3 separate regions of the Homo sapiens genome follow, and all the other regions are linked to region 1. A link is a loop called in an ENCODE intact Hi-C map of the cell type or tissue named here. Cell type or tissue: PC-3. All regions are shown on one strand. Each heading gives the region's core, and the rest is flanking DNA. Links, peaks and the distances in the headings are about the cores only. Region 1 overlaps KLF12 (KLF transcription factor 12). Region 2 overlaps KLF12 (KLF transcription factor 12). Region 3 overlaps KLF12 (KLF transcription factor 12).

What was found. Hi-C counts contacts between places; a loop is a spot of excess contacts. Peaks named below come from ENCODE experiments on the same cell type or tissue, not always from the same donor. Only the 100,000 strongest peaks of a DNase experiment are listed, where the experiment ranks them.
Region 2: it touches region 1 in a loop (2.9-fold over the local background); 5 of 110 quality-filtered maps call a loop at or near these places.
Region 3: it touches region 1 in a loop (2.8-fold over the local background); 2 of 110 quality-filtered maps call a loop at or near these places.

Annotation. Positions count from the first base shown.
Region 1 is chr13:73,935,118-73,940,744 of GRCh38, forward strand. The region is part of intron 3 of KLF12 (KLF transcription factor 12); the gene reads right to left. Among named protein-coding and RNA genes, the nearest start is that of KLF12, 200 kb to the right of the region's middle. In PC-3, for the core only: no CTCF peak of the experiment used is centred there; a DNase peak (open chromatin) is centred at 3,444; H3K4me3 peaks cover 473 bases; H3K27ac peaks cover 1,110 bases.
Region 2 is chr13:73,752,146-73,757,772 of GRCh38, forward strand. The region is part of intron 6 of KLF12 (KLF transcription factor 12); the gene reads right to left. Among named protein-coding and RNA genes, the nearest start is that of LINC00393, 93 kb to the left of the region's middle. In PC-3, for the core only: a CTCF peak has its summit at 2,746 (motif pointing right); a DNase peak (open chromatin) is centred at 2,766.
Region 3 is chr13:73,846,157-73,851,783 of GRCh38, forward strand. KLF12 (KLF transcription factor 12) reads right to left here. Exons shown (of 8, transcript NM_001400136.1): 4 at 1-217. Among named protein-coding and RNA genes, the nearest start is that of LINC00393, 190 kb to the left of the region's middle. In PC-3, for the core only: a CTCF peak has its summit at 3,314 (motif pointing right); a DNase peak (open chromatin) is centred at 5,145; H3K4me3 peaks cover 575 bases; H3K27ac peaks cover 2,006 bases.

The DNA of each region.
Region 1 (5,627 bases), core at 478-5,477:
TATAGGCATGAGCCACAACGCCTGGCTAATTTTTGTATTTTTTTATTTTTTAGTAGAGACAGGGTTTTGCCATGTTGGCCAAGCTGGTCTCGAACTCCTGACCTCAAGTGACCCACATACCTCGGCCTCCCAAAGTGCTGGGATTACAGGCATGAGCCATCGTGCCCGGCCTACTTTGGATAGTTTTTATTGCTACGTATTCAGACATTGATCTTTTCTTCTGCAGTATCTATTAATGTCATCCACTGTATTTTTAAAATTTTAAATACAGTATGATATGGTTTGGAAGTTTTTTTCCCCTTCAAATCTCATGTTGAAATGCGACCTCCAATGTTAGAGGTGGGCCTAGGGAGAGGTGTTTGGGTCATGGGGGCGGATCCCTCATTAATGGCTTGGTGTTGTCTTCATGGTAATGAATGCGTTCTCACTCTGAGTTCACAAGTTGTTATCCTGGCACCAGCTCCCTCTCACCACATGATGCACGAGCTCCCACTTTGCTTTCTGCCATGATTTATTTATTTATTTATTTTTGAGACAGAGTCTCGTGTTGCTCAGGCTGGCGTGCAGTGATGGGATCTTGGCTTACTGCAACCTCCACCTCCCGAGCTCAAGCAATCCTCCCATCTCAACCTCCGGAGTAGCTGGGACTACAGGCATGTGTCACCATGCCTGGCTAATTTTTGTATTTTTTGTAGAAATGGGGTTTCACCACATTGTCCAGGTTAGTCTTGAACTCCTGCGCTCAAGTGATCCACCTCCCTTGGGATCACAGGCGTGAGCACTTGGCCTCAGGTATTTCTTTACAGCAATGCAAAAACAGACATACATGGTGTATGTTTCATCTGTTTAATTTTTTATCTTTTTGTACCTTCCATTTCTCTTCTCATCATTTTCATGTTTTCCTTCACATTTGTGAGCATATAAGATACAAAATAGATGTTTTAAGATCTTTGCCAATTATTTGTCATTTCTGGATGTGTTTCTATTGATTCATTTTTAAAACTTGGTTATAAGTTCTATTTTCCTGCTTCTTTGTACATCTGGTAATTTTGATCGGATGCCAGACATTGTGATTTTTACATCATTCAGCACTAGATCGTGTATTCTTTGGAGTGCATTTTTGTTCTGGTATACAGCTGAGTGACTTGCAGATCAGTTCGGTCCTTTCAATGCTTGTTTCTAAGGCTTGTCAGGGTAGGTCCAGAGCAGTCTATTCCAGGACTCAGGGCCACTAAGCTGTGACCCTTCCAAGCCCTCTTCCCAATGCCTCACATATGAAGAGGTCTCTCCACCCTGATTTCTGTCAGCTTTATGTGAGCTCCAAGAATTGTTCAACCTACTGCTGTATGGCCGACCTTTCCTTGCCTTCCTCCAATACACAGGAAGATAAGTACTCACCAAACCCTTTAGTGGGCCCCTCTGGAGATCTCCAGAGCTCTCTCTTTGTGCAATTCCCTCCTCTACAGTATTCTTCTCACAAACTAGTTGTCCTAACTTCTCCAAATACCAAACCCTGTCTGCTTAGCTCAGTGAGACGGCGAGGCCCTGTTTGGGTTCTTCCTCCCTGCTTTGCCGCCCGGAAGTTACCTCCAAGCAGTAAGCTGAGGCCACTGTAGAGTTCATCACGTTTTCTGCTCTCCTCTCAAGGACCATCGCTTGTTGTCCAATATGTGAAAAAACATCTCTTATTTCATCTGAGTTTCTAGTTGTTCATGGTGGGAGTCAATTCCCACAAGAGTTAATCCTTTGTGGTCAGAAGCAAAACTCCTCTAAAGGTTAAACAGGATATTTTGGCCAGGCGCAGTGGCTCAGGCCTATAATCCCAACCCTTTGGGAGGCAAAGGCAGGTGGATCACGAGGTCAGAAGATCGAGACCATCCTGGTCAACATGGTGAAACCCCGTCTCTACTAAAAATACAAAAATTAGCCAGGCATGGTGGCATGTACTTATAATCCCAGTTACTTGGGAGGCTGAGGCAGGAGAATCGCTTGAACCCGGGAGGTGGAGCTTGCAGTGAGCTGAGATCGTGCCACTGTACTCCAGCCTGGCGACAGAGCGAGACTCCGTCTCAAAAAAAAATAAATAAATAAAAAAGGATATTTTTTGTGATGCACTTTATAAACTCTGAACCGGTATGCAAACATTAGCTCAAGAAAACACATCTACAGAGAAAACACGCTTGATGGTCCAGATTTTTTTAAAAAAATTCTTCCACAAAGACAAGGAGACAATGCAGACCATGATCTTGTAGAAGCTGAAATATTCTGGAAAGGTTAATTTGCCTGAAATCAAAATGCTCAAATCACTCAGAGTATTTAATTTCCTTAAGAAATATTCCTTTTTACAAAGCACTGACCCTATAAAAATGCAAATAACTCTAGGAAAGGGCACTTTACATTCTCTTCAACTAATGAGACTGTGGTTAGAACTGGTCATCTGTTGGTACCTTGAACCATTACAGCACCATCAGAGCGCAGGGACATCTGGATTGTGGGTGGCAGGAGAATTAAGTTGAAAGAGAAAGTACATTGCTAAAGGGAAGAAGGGCAGAATTCTCAACTTCATAGCTTTGCCCAGGGCAGGCCCTGAGGGAAAGGATTTGTCTGCCTGCTATATTTCCCTTGGGTACTATCTGTAATTACTATCACAGCTCATTGATTTTCAATTCCTTGTATTAATATATTTATTGGCCATTCTGACATTATTAAAATCAGTCTAACTCTGCATCTTTAGTGGAGGATACCTCTTCTTAAAATAGGAGTTTTGCAAGAGCAGATATTTCTTTCCGCTTAAAAAAAAAAATGGTCTTCTCACATTAGCCATAACACAGCAACTGCAAATGTTTTTCTTTGAAGCCAGGTAGTGACATGCAAAGATTTCACTACAGATCAAAAGATCTCAAGCAGCAGGTCATCAGAGAATATTAAATGATAAGCAAACTCGTATTTCCAAGATAATTCTACCAATTTAGTCAAACGCTGGCCCCTGTTCCACAGCAGGAGAGGGAATAATGAGCCCCTGGTTAAAGGGTAATGCAAGTGGCATTTTTAATAATGCCCTTTTTTCACTTCTGATAAAGTCATTAAAGTAACACTGTCTTACTACGCCTTTACGCACAGATGTACACTAGATCGTTAGTGTAAAATTAAATAGGTTTACTGAGGAAAAAAGTTAGGCTAATTGTTGGGTTTTTTCCCCCTAATGCTACTGAATTTTAATGTAATTTATTTCCTGCGTTAAGTAAACATTCCATAGCACATTTCCAGGTTCAGCTACAATACCTGCACCCGTCTATATTTCTTTATTAAGCCTAACGACTGGAGTCTTTTTCAAAAAAGCACCCGTCTCCAAATCCTCTCAATTCCAGTGTGGCAAACAGCCTCTCACTTACAACAAATAGCACATGAATGAATCACCACTTATTGAGCCCTGCCGATTCATAAGCTCCTGTGCTGAGATGATGAGGAATAACAAGAAACATAAAGCATAAGCTCTGCTCTTAAGGAAGTTACATTACAGCTGACTTCATGATGCTAGTCAGCTCTTGGTGATATAGGAATAGCTTCAACACCTTGTTATTAATGTCCTGCAGAATGGTTTCTAAGAGTTACTGCAAGCTGCCTCTAGGGAAAAGACTGAGTCTCCCTTATCCTCTTTTGTTCTGCCTCTAAAATGAGGGAGTGCATAGGAATCTCTGGTCTGGCCAAGGTGGATATTTCCTGGTAGTTAAGGCATGGAGTATTGACGTGATTCTATACTTGTCTGCGGCAATGCCTGCACCCTTTCTAGCTACATGGCTATGGCAAAGAGGCATCAGGCTCGCTTCCCCAAGGGTAACAGAAAGGAATCTGTCTTCCACTCAATTACTGACTGCTTAGAGCACTTAAAATGAGCAAAACACCCAATCTCTTTCCCTGTTTCTGCCGCACTATTGCCGCTCTTCTCTGCCGGCCCACGGATCAGAACTGTACCTGGTTCTACAGGAGAGAAGAGAGGCAGGATAACCAATGGCTTCAACACCCTTGCAGTTAGTGTAGACACTCAGGTCAGCTCCTTCCCCGCGGCAGATTCCTCAGACTTAGGAAATAAACAGTGAGGGTGACTAAGAAATGTTGCTTTCAGGTCTCCCTCTGAGTCCTCTGCACCTATGTAGTTTTCAAAAATATTTTTATTTAGAGAGCTCATCTTTTCTTTTTAAAACATTTTAATTTAAAGAATTTCAAATACACAAAATTAGGCAGAATAAACTATTTTCATTTTTTTGGTTCCATGATTCTGTTTTTATTCTGTTATTGACATTATTTTTTGTGTTCCATTATTTCACATAATAAACTCTAATCAGAATTTGAAACATTCTTCCAGATATCCTTAAATAAAAATTCAAATTAAAAAAAGAGTTCTAATTTCAGATCTACCTACCCTATGTCTACTTGGAGAATTATGAATTAACATAGATGTTGAAATCTCTACTAGATACTTCATGAGAATTGCAGCAACATAAACGAAAGTAATAGGGCCTTTTTCTCCTGTTTTTCTTCAAAAGAACACTGACTCAGTACCCACCAAAGGCAGGCAGGCTCCTGTGAAGATGGGTGGTTAATTCCATCTTCCAGGTGAGTAGGATTAAAGGAGAGAGACTAAGCATGACCCACACAGCTGGTACCAGGCTGAATACCATCTGAACTCAGGTCTTTCTCACTTTGAAGTCTGTGAATTTACACTTCCATACACAGGAAGCTTCACTGCAGTAAGACTCATAAATGCATAAACAGAAAGGCTCTGTCTCACCCCTTGCTCCTCACCAGGATCATAGAATGGCAGACTTCACCTGGGAGAGAAGCCCTCATCTCCAGCACCCCCACTGTATGGATGAGGGCATAGAGGCCTGGAGATAGAAAATAACTTCCCAATGTCATTCCAGCTGGTGAACTGCAGGGCCAGGAATAAAATCACATAGTATATCTCTGGGGCAGTATCCTCTATATACTACCTTATCTCTGGGTGTGATAGTTCTAATACTCTTCTTGTTTCAGTCCTTTGCTTAGTAACATGTTAGAACATCCAAAGGCTAACAGCATTTGGGAAGCTCTTGTAACAGCAGGACGCACGCACCAAAGTCACAGACAAAGTCATTCAAGCACTCCTTGCTGTGCCCCTGAAGCGTATCACAAGAGCACATGCCCTTCCTAGAGGCTGCCAGCAGCATGTGCTGTGTTACCGACAAGCAAGAAAACCGAAGTCACATTTCAGGTGACTGCAATAATTATCTACCTAGCTTTCACTTAACTAAAAATGCAAGAGTCAGAGAACTCCAAACAGAAGGCACACAGAGGTGGTGCCCATATGCTACCACACCTATCCGGTTCACATGGCTACGAGATGAGGACTCCTGTCACCAATGAGAATGCGTATTTCCAATATTTACAATTTTGATTTTTATGTTCACAATAACCCTATGACATAGAGCAGGTTGACAATTATCTATTGACTGGTTTTATATTTTTCACCATGCTAATTATAATGCCCAGACAAGCTGAATAAATAATGTATTCACCATGTGCCAGAAACTATAAGAGATACAAACCAGAAATATAAGAAATAGTCCTTGTCCTCTAGGAGTTTACAC
Region 2 (5,627 bases), core at 153-5,152, 180 kb before region 1:
CTAATTTTTGTATTTTTTGTAGAGATGGGGTTTTGTCATGCTGGCCAGGCTGGTCTTGAACTCCTGAGCTCAAGAGATCCATCTGCATTGGCCTCCCAAAGTGTTGGGATTACAGGCATGAGCCATCATGCCCAGCCACCTATTAATATTTGTGGCTCATCCACTGTACATTTTTACAGCCTTTAGTTAATGGTTTGCAGGCATTTTTACCTTCGGATTTTCTTCATCTCAAGAACTGTTCTGTCCCTTAACATCAAATAGACACACCCACACCACACACATGCACCCTGTGGTAACTATCATTTATATGCCAATGGCACCTACCTTTACATCTACGGACTTGCCTTCTGCTCTAAATTCCCAACCACAACCACCAGTTGCTCACACTAAAACTAGGTGTCATCCTTGATTCTTCTCTTCATTTCCTTCCATAAGCAACTGCTGTTTACAGTTTTCAGAACGCATCCTAGTTGCATCCACTTCTCTCCTTCTGTGGATACCATTCTAGTCGTGGCTAGCATGTCTTTCTCCTCAGCCACAGCCTTGGCTTCCTCACTCATTCCCCTGCTCCCTTCCACATATATATTTTTTTTTTTTTGACACAGAGTCTTGCTCTGTCACCCAGGTGTGGCACGATCTCAGCTCACTGTAACCTCTGCCTCCCGGGTTCAAGCAATTCTCCTGCCTCAGCCTCCTAGGTAGCTGGGATTACAGGTGCCCGCCACCATCATTATGTATTTTTTTGTAAAAAATACAAAAATTAGTACTGGCTAATTTTTGTATTTTTTAGTAGAGATGGGGTTTCACTGTATTGACCAGGCTGGTCTCTTACTCCTGACCTTGTGATCGACCCGCCTTGGCCTCCCAAAGTGCTGGGATTACAGGTGTGAGCCACCATGCCCAGCCTCCTTCCACACTCTTACAGCCCTTTCTCCAACAAGCTGCCAGACTAAGCCTGAAACATAAGACTCCACCACTTCACTCTCCTGCTCAAAGTCATCCGCGGTCCCCGTCCCACCCAGACTGCGGACTACATGTTTCTGCTCCCACCGACCTCTCTGAGCTGAGGTTGTTTCACGCTTCCCCTCATTCACTTTTCGTTCCTTGAATGTCCATGTTTGTTCCCATCTGAAGGCCTTTGTGTGAGCTGTTTCTAGCACCTGGAATAATGTGCCCAGACCCTCACCCAGATGGTTCCTTCCTGTCATTCAGCTCCCAGATGCCAAGTCACCTCCTTTCAAGAGGCATTTTCTGGCCAAACCCCTTGGATTGCTTTCTAGTCATCTCCAATCATATCCTCATTACATTTTCATCAAGGCACTTATCACTACCAGATGCTAGCCAGTTGTCACTCTTGCTCCACTACATGGTAAGAAGTGGGGGCCGCATTTGTCTTATTAAATACTGTGCCCCTAGAGCACAGAAAGTGGCTGGATCATTGCAGGCACAATAATTTTACTGAAGAGGGAACAGATGAATGAACACAAATATTCTGGAAAAGTGATAATGCTACCAAGTGTAAAAAAAAAAAAAAAGTCAATCTCTGGCAATTTCAAAAGATGATCAGGTTTGTAAGTGACATAGAACTTAAATACTTAAATTAAGGATTAAAATTAAATACAGGCTAGGAGAAAATAAAGAAGACAAGCAAGTAAAGGCCCACATGGAAGCTAGGCAGAGAAGGGGCTCGACTAATGCATTCTAAGGAAGCAGAAGGGTGTAAGATAGACAAGGAACACTCTGATTGCGATCCTCCCTTTCTAAAAGGTGTTGCTTGGATCTTCTTGTATTTTTTTGGAGCCCTTTTCTCCTTGAAAGCCATCATCAATAGCATTCAATCAAGCCTCCCACTCAGGAGAGGAGAGAGAGGCAGACATGGAAACTCACACACATATTCTCTTCATATTTTCTCACCTTTCTATGCCAATATGTTTTCCTTTAATGCTCCTGGAGGTACCCTTCACATAGAATACGATGTGAATAGTGCCCCCTGGGGTTGTGCAATATGGGTGTCCTGAAAAGAGAGAGTAGCAAGCCAAATGTGGCAGCACCAAATTTCTTGCTACCCAGGCTTCTTTCCATTTAAAAAAATGCTCTGACAATTTTTTAAAATGTTAGGGCTACATCTAATCAATTCCTAACACTCAAAATGAAAACAGGCTCAATTGCATATTGTTCTGGAGACTGGTGCTGCTACGTTTGTTTTTAGGTCTTGGCATAACTTAGGAGAGTCCCAGGGTCCTTTCCTCTGACTGGTGTGCCCGGGACCCTTGCCTCTCATCACGCAGGCCTCTCCTGCTGCTGGCCCTCTCCTGGGAGAAAGGAAAAGAGCATCAGCCACACAATTTGATGAGATCTGTAGTTTAGTGGTGCTTCTGAGAGTATATTTGAAAAAAGATAGCCAAGACTGCGGAAAACACATTCTCTATTAGCCATGGTAATGATGACTTCCAAATAACTGAGATTATATTGTACAGGATGAAGACTTTCAATAACTTAAGTTATTATGACCAGTAACAAGGCTACTGCTGGCAAAAAATGCAAAAACCCACCCAGGTCACCAAAATCTCATGAGGAATATGGAGACACTACTAATGGGGAGTGAAGGGAGATGGAATAAATCTCGTCTCACCTAGAGGCAGAAACTAAGTCACTTGGCTGCATTTCAGTTTAGGATTACATTACATCAATGTCTACTCAAGAATTTTTGAGTATTCACAGCACATTCTCAAAATTTACCAACTTTTACCTCTAGGTGGCAGCAACTTTCCTCTGTTCTTCACATGGTTGCCTTTAGCCTTTGTCTCCTACCTTTAATACAATTCCATACTTCCTTGTCTTTCACAAATAAATGCCTTATGGACTGTGCAGTTTGGGGAAGATTACTGTAAGTCACTTTCACTGTAAGAAATCAGTCCATTCTTCAGTTAAGCTACAAGGTTCTTCAAAGAGTACAATATAATTCAGATCTAAAGCGAAAAATAATAGGTATACCCTTTTCTTTCTCCATACCTATAAACTGCAAACTCTCAGAAAAGCAGCGTTTCTTTTTCTTTTCAGACCTCTGAGGAAAAAAGGCAATGAGTACAGGAATGGAAAAAGAGATGGAATTGGAGAGATTTCTATTTTACAAAAATATCAATTTAATCCTATGATATATCCATTTATGAGGGTGTTCCAAATACATTACAGGATGGAAGAGAAGATTTAAAGAATCACAAAAACATGGTAACATACAAGTACATATTTATGTAATGTATTGAACTGCAGTCCTACCTAAATATACCCTCTAGCTCAGAATTCTCAACTGTTAGGTTTAGGAAAGGCTCGAGAGACCTGAAGGAAATTATAGCCTTGTTTACCCAATGCTGGGCATGTCAATGAATGTCCTAGGTGGTAGTAAGAGATTCCTTTTACATAAAGTTGAAATTTGATTGTGGGCTAATACTTAGGGTTGACAAAGCACTTTCTCTCTTTTTTTTTTTATTTCAATGGGTTTTTGGAGAACAGGTAGTGTTTGGCTACATAAATAAGTTATTTGGTGGTGATTTCTGAGATTTTGGTGCACCCATCACCTGAGCAGTGTACACTGTACCCTCACCACCCCCCCAACCCTTTCCCCCAAGTCCCCAAAGTCCATTCTATGATTCTTATGCTTTTGCGTCCTCATAGCTTAGCTGCCACTTATGAGTGAGAACATACGATGTTTGGTTTTCCATTCCTGAGTTACTTCACTTAGAATAATGGTCTCCTTTTACATTCAGATTGCTGCAAATGCTATTGTTTCATTCCTTTTTATGGCTGAGCAGCCTTCCATACTGTATATATACACCACATTTTCTTTATCCGCTTGTTGACTGATGGGCATTTGGGCTGGTTGCATATTTTTGCAATTGCAAACTGTGAAGCACTTTCTTTCAAGGTGATGCTATGAAGAGTCTTACCTCTTGGGGATTCTTTCAAGACCTAATTTGAATAGTCTGGGTCAGATATCATTTATTTATTGATTTAAGATAAATATAAATATTATTTATCTTAAAGAGCCATAAAGACTAATTTAGCATAAGTGAGAAATTTATACCAGAACCCAGCTTGTAGATCAAAGCTTTATGCATTTCATAGGCAGTTCCTCTGTTTTCTGCCTATCGTATATGTGATATCGCAATAACTACGTATGTTTGGTTTTAAAGGCTGCATTTTTAAATATGTGATGCCAAGTAGGGTTTTAGAGAAATGAAGGTTCAAAGTGATTAAGATCAACACTCTTAGGTTTCAAGGAGAATGCTGTCTATTTTGACTGAACATCCTTCATACATTTTGGCTACTCGATAACTAAGAGTAAGACCAAGGAGAAAGGACCTAGTAACTAATGATAGAGTGCTTTCACTTTCTAAAACGTAAGGCATTACGACCTTATGGAAAGCGTTAAAGCTTGTCATGGAAAAGCTACTACCCTTACGAGAGCTTTCAGGTAATTTAAAGGTAGGGCAAATTGATGGTTCTAATTTATAAAGAGTAGTCTTTCCCATCATTTTTTGGTACTAACACTTTTCCTTTGGGAAACTACTCCCACCTCATCTCATCTTTGTAGGATTGTAACCAAGGGCTGGGCACCTAACCCAGGACCAATCATACTCTAGCTTCCTCTATTGTGATTATTGAGGAGGTGACACAGAGGAACTAGAGCTGACCCCTCCCAGGCCTGTACCTGCTGATTAAATCTTGCTCCCTGGACCCTGGGTGCTGTCCTGGCTCCTGTGTTTCCTGAGGCCCAGATCCTCTTCTTTACTTTTGTCTCCATATAACCTACCTTATGTCCTGAAAAATCACCTTTTGCTTAAGGCAGCCATATTCAGTTAGTTTCCATTACTTCCAACAAAAGAACCCCATCTATACAGCATACATTATTTGGGTGATGGATACTCTAAAAGCCCTGACTTCACCTACACAATCCTATGCATGTAACAAAATTACACTTGTATCTCATAAATTTACACAAAAAAAGAACTTCATCTGATAAAAGGGACTAAACTAAATGAATATTTAGACAGAGATAACAGCCACAAGTAGACAGTGGATTTCAGCAGGGTCCTCAGCCCCTTAGCTATTAGTTAGCTGAGGGCTTATGTAAAACAGCTGTGACAAAACCTGTGTGATTCTGAGTTGGTTTAAATCTTTTTTATAAATACGTTGCACGCTATCTATTGCTCTCTTAAAACTAATTTAAAGAAATGTATTATTAGGATACTGGTCTTACCTTAGGCAAATCTTGTACTATGCCAAGAAATGTAATAAATAGCTAGTTTCAGGGAAATTACTAAGAAACTTTATGAAGATCTGGTGGTCAACTGAGAAAAATTATATTGAGGTAAGAATATGTTTGATTTTAAAATTGCTAGTTCACTGTCCATGTGTATACGGAGAAATCTCTGTAGCTAGAAAGATGACATTGCAAATGTGACCAGCAGATGAAAACCAGAACAAAACTGCTGGCACATGGAGCATTCCTGCAGGGAACCCCTTAAGATTTATTATCCTGAGCAGTATTTCCAGCAAATGCATGAACACATTCAGATTTTTGATTGGGTTCCAATTTTAGTCATTATTCTTTCAAATGCATATTTAGA
Region 3 (5,627 bases), core at 470-5,469, 89 kb before region 1:
AAGTTGAAGAAGGTGAGGAGGCAGATGCTGTCATGGAAACTGGGGAGGATGAAACGGCAGTAGGGGACGTCCTGGCTTTGTTTATTGACAAGTCCACTGGCTCAGTTTGTGTTTGGAAGTGATCTACAGATAACGAGTCCTCCGGGGGCTCCCCTTTCACATTATTTAGCAACAGGGGAACGGCTTCCATATCGGGATAGTTGTGGACGTTTGGAGACTGTGGGGAGAAAAATGGAACATATATTTATCTTTGTTTATCACACATTTTATCGATGCATGGCTTACCACTTGAACGTTTATTACTTTTTCTCTTATTGCTATGGGACATTTATTCGTTCTCCAAATATCTGAAGGATTGCTCAGAGACAGTCACTGTGATTAAAACTGAGGGCATAAGAGTACAAAACAGAATAAGGCCTCTACCATAAAGACATTTTCATTCCATTGGGACAGATAGACAATTATTAAAATACTATGAAATCAGTGCTCTATGAAGGAGAAAAGAGGCCATATGAATCTCTAGGATTCTAACCCTTACTCAACACTATCACAATACGGAAACATATTACCTGGCAACAATAGTGGGAAAACTCACTATGACATTTCTACTTTCATACTTGTTGCAAGAGTTACCATACCATACTCAGTATATTCTGAGCATTAAAAAAGGGCATAAAGTTCTTCAACCTCCCACACCTGATCACTAATTTATTAAATGGAAGTCATTTCTAATAATTAGCTAACTCTTCTCAAAATAATGTGCACAACTACAAGTGACATTTTAGGAAATAATAATTTAAGAAAAACTTATCCTGAAAATTATAATTTGTCTATGAATTTTCATTTAATCTGAAATAATGATGATAATGTTGTTCAAGTTCACCTGCACTCTTTTAAGTTTTAATGAGCAAAATTTGATAATAATAGACTCCAAGATTTTACCCAGACTAATGTGATCAGCATGCTATTATTTGCATGAATATAATTTTACTCATATATCTATTCATTCATAAATTCAACAAACATTTATGAAATGTCTGCTTGCAAGTCCCCAAATGGCATAAGAGTACTATTAGTGGTGTCAGTCTAGACTAAAAAGAGAGAATTAGACTCTACTGATTATTTTGGTTACATCTGTTTGGCCAGGTTAACATAGACATTATTTTCCCATTTATGAGGAACAAAAACTTTTTTTCACTTTTTATGGATCAGAACAATACCTAAAATTATATTAAATTGGTTCATTTTGTTCCTCATTTAATAAAAGATTTTGGTGTGCTATTCCCCCTAAAACTTCGGCATACATTTAAAGGAATGAAACATGTTTCCTAAAGCCTTTTTAAAATAGAATATAAATTACAGCTCCATTCAAAACATACAATAGGCAGTAGCACACGGGCATTTTACTCAGCAACTGAGAAAAGAAAGAAAATAAATCAGTAATGGTACCAGATCAACTAAAATAGGAAATGGGTTGATGTTTTAATGCTGTTTTTCCTTTTTCTTAGCTAACATGGTTACTTACCTATAAAAACAAATGACTTAGAAACAATTAAAATGAGTCATCTAAAATATCTACTGTATGAAATTCTAAATGACAAGATTTTCAGTTTATGTGCTGAAATTGAGAAATAAATTTTTAATCTTTTCAAAGACATTTAAAAAACAAAGAAAAAACAAACACCATAAATTGAACTGCTTTGATAAAAGCTATTAGCATTATCTACTCTTGTAACTAGAACAGTATTTCAATTTCAGCATTATCATTTTATTTCTTTGTAGAATAATGCAAAATGTTTCTTATTACTATATTATACCCACATAGAAATTCTTTGCTTAGGTTGCTTTCATAAAAGACATCAACTAGTTTGTCATTAAAAGATAAAACATATCAGTAAGCACATATTATTAAACACCACTAGTTTGACTTTAAATATAGTCTAGGTAAGTTTTTCTCCTTTTACCGTATCAACATATCAAAAATTCTTATTTTAGAGAGAGTGATTACTTCCACCACAAATTTTTCTCCTCCTGTCTACTTAGACACAAGATTCCTACATACATTTACAAATCAAGGAGTAAAGAGTACATCACTGCAGAAATGTTCTATAATGTAAATGAAAGTTGACTGGGTAGACAGACAATACAGGAGGGGGAGCTGATAAATGCGGACCTTATCTGTAAGGAGATTGCTTGTGAGGCACCAAGTTTTACTGAGCTTTGCAGACTGCTTAGTCTTCTCTAAATTATCTTTGTTTATCACACAAGTCTACCTCTTGTGGGTATCTTCTTAATCTCTTACTGAGGAAAATATTTACCTCTTAAGAAGTTTCATAACAACATCTTGTTGCTATGAACAACAGGGTTATACCTCATAAATAATATTAGCTATATATTATATATAATATATATAACATATATATAGCATATTATATATAATACATATAGCATATATAATATATAGCTATATATTTTAGCTAATGCATATTAGCTTTCATTAGAAACTTGTGAAGCCAAATATTAAGAGCCCCTAGGTACTTTGAGACACTTAAGAATTACATGGCTTTTGCATGAGCTCAAACCAGAATATAGAAAAGGCTCACAAAAATAAGGAAGAATAAACCAAACTTTGGGACCAAAGAAATCTTATTGAGAACCTTCTACAAATTACACATGAATTTGTAAAATCACAGAGACAGACGCTGGTCCTTTTTCATATGTGGCAGCTGAAATGCAGCTAGCACACTCAAAAATAATGCTTCATCAGTATAAACAGGACAAAATCCTTCTTGTACCATTCATCTGTTTACAGCGTTGACACAGCAGCATATCCTGACAGCCGACACTAATCTCTTATGCAATGATTATGGTGCAGGTAAAGTCATCCATAATTGCAGCTTCAGATTACACAGACATATCTGTAAAGCCAGAAGTACTGCAAAAATATGGTCTCAAAACAGCTATGGCACATACTTGTGTTCCTCCTTTTAGGGAAGAAAAACGACCCAAAAGTCTTACTCCTGAAATCATCATTAGAAATTCATTTCTTTACTTTTAGGAAATGGAAAATCAAAAGCATTGGTTTTGTGGTGCACACCTGTAATCCGAGCTACTCAGGAAGGTGAGGCAGAAGAATCGCTTGAACCCAGGAGGTGGAGGCTGCAGTGAGCCAAGATCATGCCACTGCTCTCCAGCTTGGGCAACAGAGGGAGACTCCATAAAAAAAAAAAAAAAAAAAAAAAAAGCATTGGTTCTGAGATTTGCATCTGTAAATGTGTGGTTGTGCTGACAGGAAGGGAGCACTACAAATGGCCACAAGGGGGAACGAAGGCTGAGGAGATACAAAGGAAAGAATCCCAAGTAAGAAATACTTAGAATAGTGAAAATTAAATGAAAGGATTACAAGTATTAGAGAAAGCGAGAGGAGATACGGGGTATGCCACTCAGGAACCAGCCTCAAAGGGGATAAGAACACTGAAAAGAGGAGAAACAACAAAGAAAGGTCGTAAGTTTTAAGCACAAGGAAGAGACACTTCTGCAAAAAGGACAAAGAATTCCATACTAACATTTTGCCCTTGTTTAGTAACTCCTCAATTCTTGATTCATTAATGAATTCTCATGGCAGTGTCAACTAAGTGGGGTTTTTTTGTTTGTTTTTAAATAAAAGCCCATCATGATCTTTGCCTGGGAGTGGTGACTATAGCTGAATTTTTGCTGTTGATGTCCCTGGTATGAAAGATAGAAGACTTACTGTATTCATATTCATGCTAAAACCCTCCTTCTAACAACATGAAGATTGTATAAGAACACTGGATTTTTGTCAAAGAGGAGAGTAATTTCATTTTCCAAAAGATTATATAATATTCCTTGAAAAGGTACACTGTAAAACTTAAATTTTTATAATACATATTAAATAATTGCACAAATACACACAAAAGGCCAGAAAAGTAAATGGAACAATATACTTCATTAAAAACAATGTGTGTGAAAACCTAAAGATAAACATAAGGATTATGCTGTCACATTGTCTTTTCTCCAAAAGTCTCAAAGCCAGTTTTACTCACATTAACCCACTTGATAAAATATTACATATAACATTCCAGTGAACATGTTTTTTTTGAGTGATCTGGAAATTACATTTGAGGTTTTCTAATCAGATAACTTTTTTTTCCTGAATAAACATCTTAAAATGTAATTTCAGCTTTAGGCATTTTGTTGAATGAATGTCAAATGAATCTAAAACCTCCTACTTGTTAGTTCCCAGAGTACTAGATGTGTTTCCTACAGTTATCTATTGCTATCAACTGAATTTTATTACAGTCTGTCTGTGAACAAAACAATTTTAAATGATGGTCGTATATTTTAATCACCTGGAATTTAAAAAGAAAGAAAAATATGTCCGGATACTACTCTATCTTTGGAAACCCCTCCAGGGATTTTTCTGTGTAGTCAGAGCTGAGGAGCAATGCATAATATTCTACTAAATGTCGTTCAAGATTCACATGCTCTTTCCTCTTTAGTAACACCAGCAATGTTTAGAGATGGGGCTGACATACATGGGCATTCACACGTACACACAAGATGGTCCCAGCTATCTATCTATCCTTTCAGTCATCGGTCATTTAAATAAATTATGTTCCATTTTACTTTTACAAATGTGTTGAGAAATAATTTCATGGCAATTTTTAGAAAAGATTATAAAGTAACTTGCCTAACATTACATAGCTCATGGCTTAACTGTCACAAGAATCTTTGTTTTGTATCCTGTTGTGTGATATTATACAAAGAAAATTTTATTTGGACACAAAAGACTTAGATTCATCACCAATCCTTGTTGTTTATTAGCTGTGCGATCTTGGTATCATCACGAAAATTCTCTAGGTCTTAGCTTATCCATCTATAAAAGTGTGATGTTAATTCCAAACTCATACAACGGTTGTGAAGATTGGGTTAATGGCATTAAGTGCTTTTTAAGTAATACTGAGAAATGAGAGAGACAAGCAAATGAGCAGAACTTCCTCCGGTTAGAACTAAAAATTCCAAACAGAACTTACTCTATTACTAAAACTATCTCAGGAGGAACTTGACTCACTGAATGTAGCGTAAGATATATTCTGACACAGAATCTCATAAATACAGTCATTGCGGAGGCACAGTGTTTACTGAACCAAATAAATACATGTTACAAAAAGCTGAACAAGTCATCTTTAGGGATCTCTTATGATTATTTAGAAACAATTTTCTCTTAAAATATAGACAACTGTCATTTGATACTTTTTTTTCCTCTACTTTCTAGCTGAGTTAGATTGGCCCACAGGAAGATCATGTAACAGTTGATGGAATACATTTTAACTGACTGGCCTGATTTCTTAATTCCACAGTATAAATAACTTAAATCAATCCACACTTCAGTGTGCATCCATTATGACAATAATATAACAAATAGATTCAAATAATTGCTTTGGGATGTTGGTCATTCTTTAGCAGTCTTATTATGAGACAATACAGGAGCATATTTGTTTCTTGTGTCTTGGTAGAAAATTAGTTTACATAAATTTCACTGTGTGACTTAGTGATTAATTGAACATGTACCTTTTATAGGAAGTGCTTAAAGAAATTTACTCTAT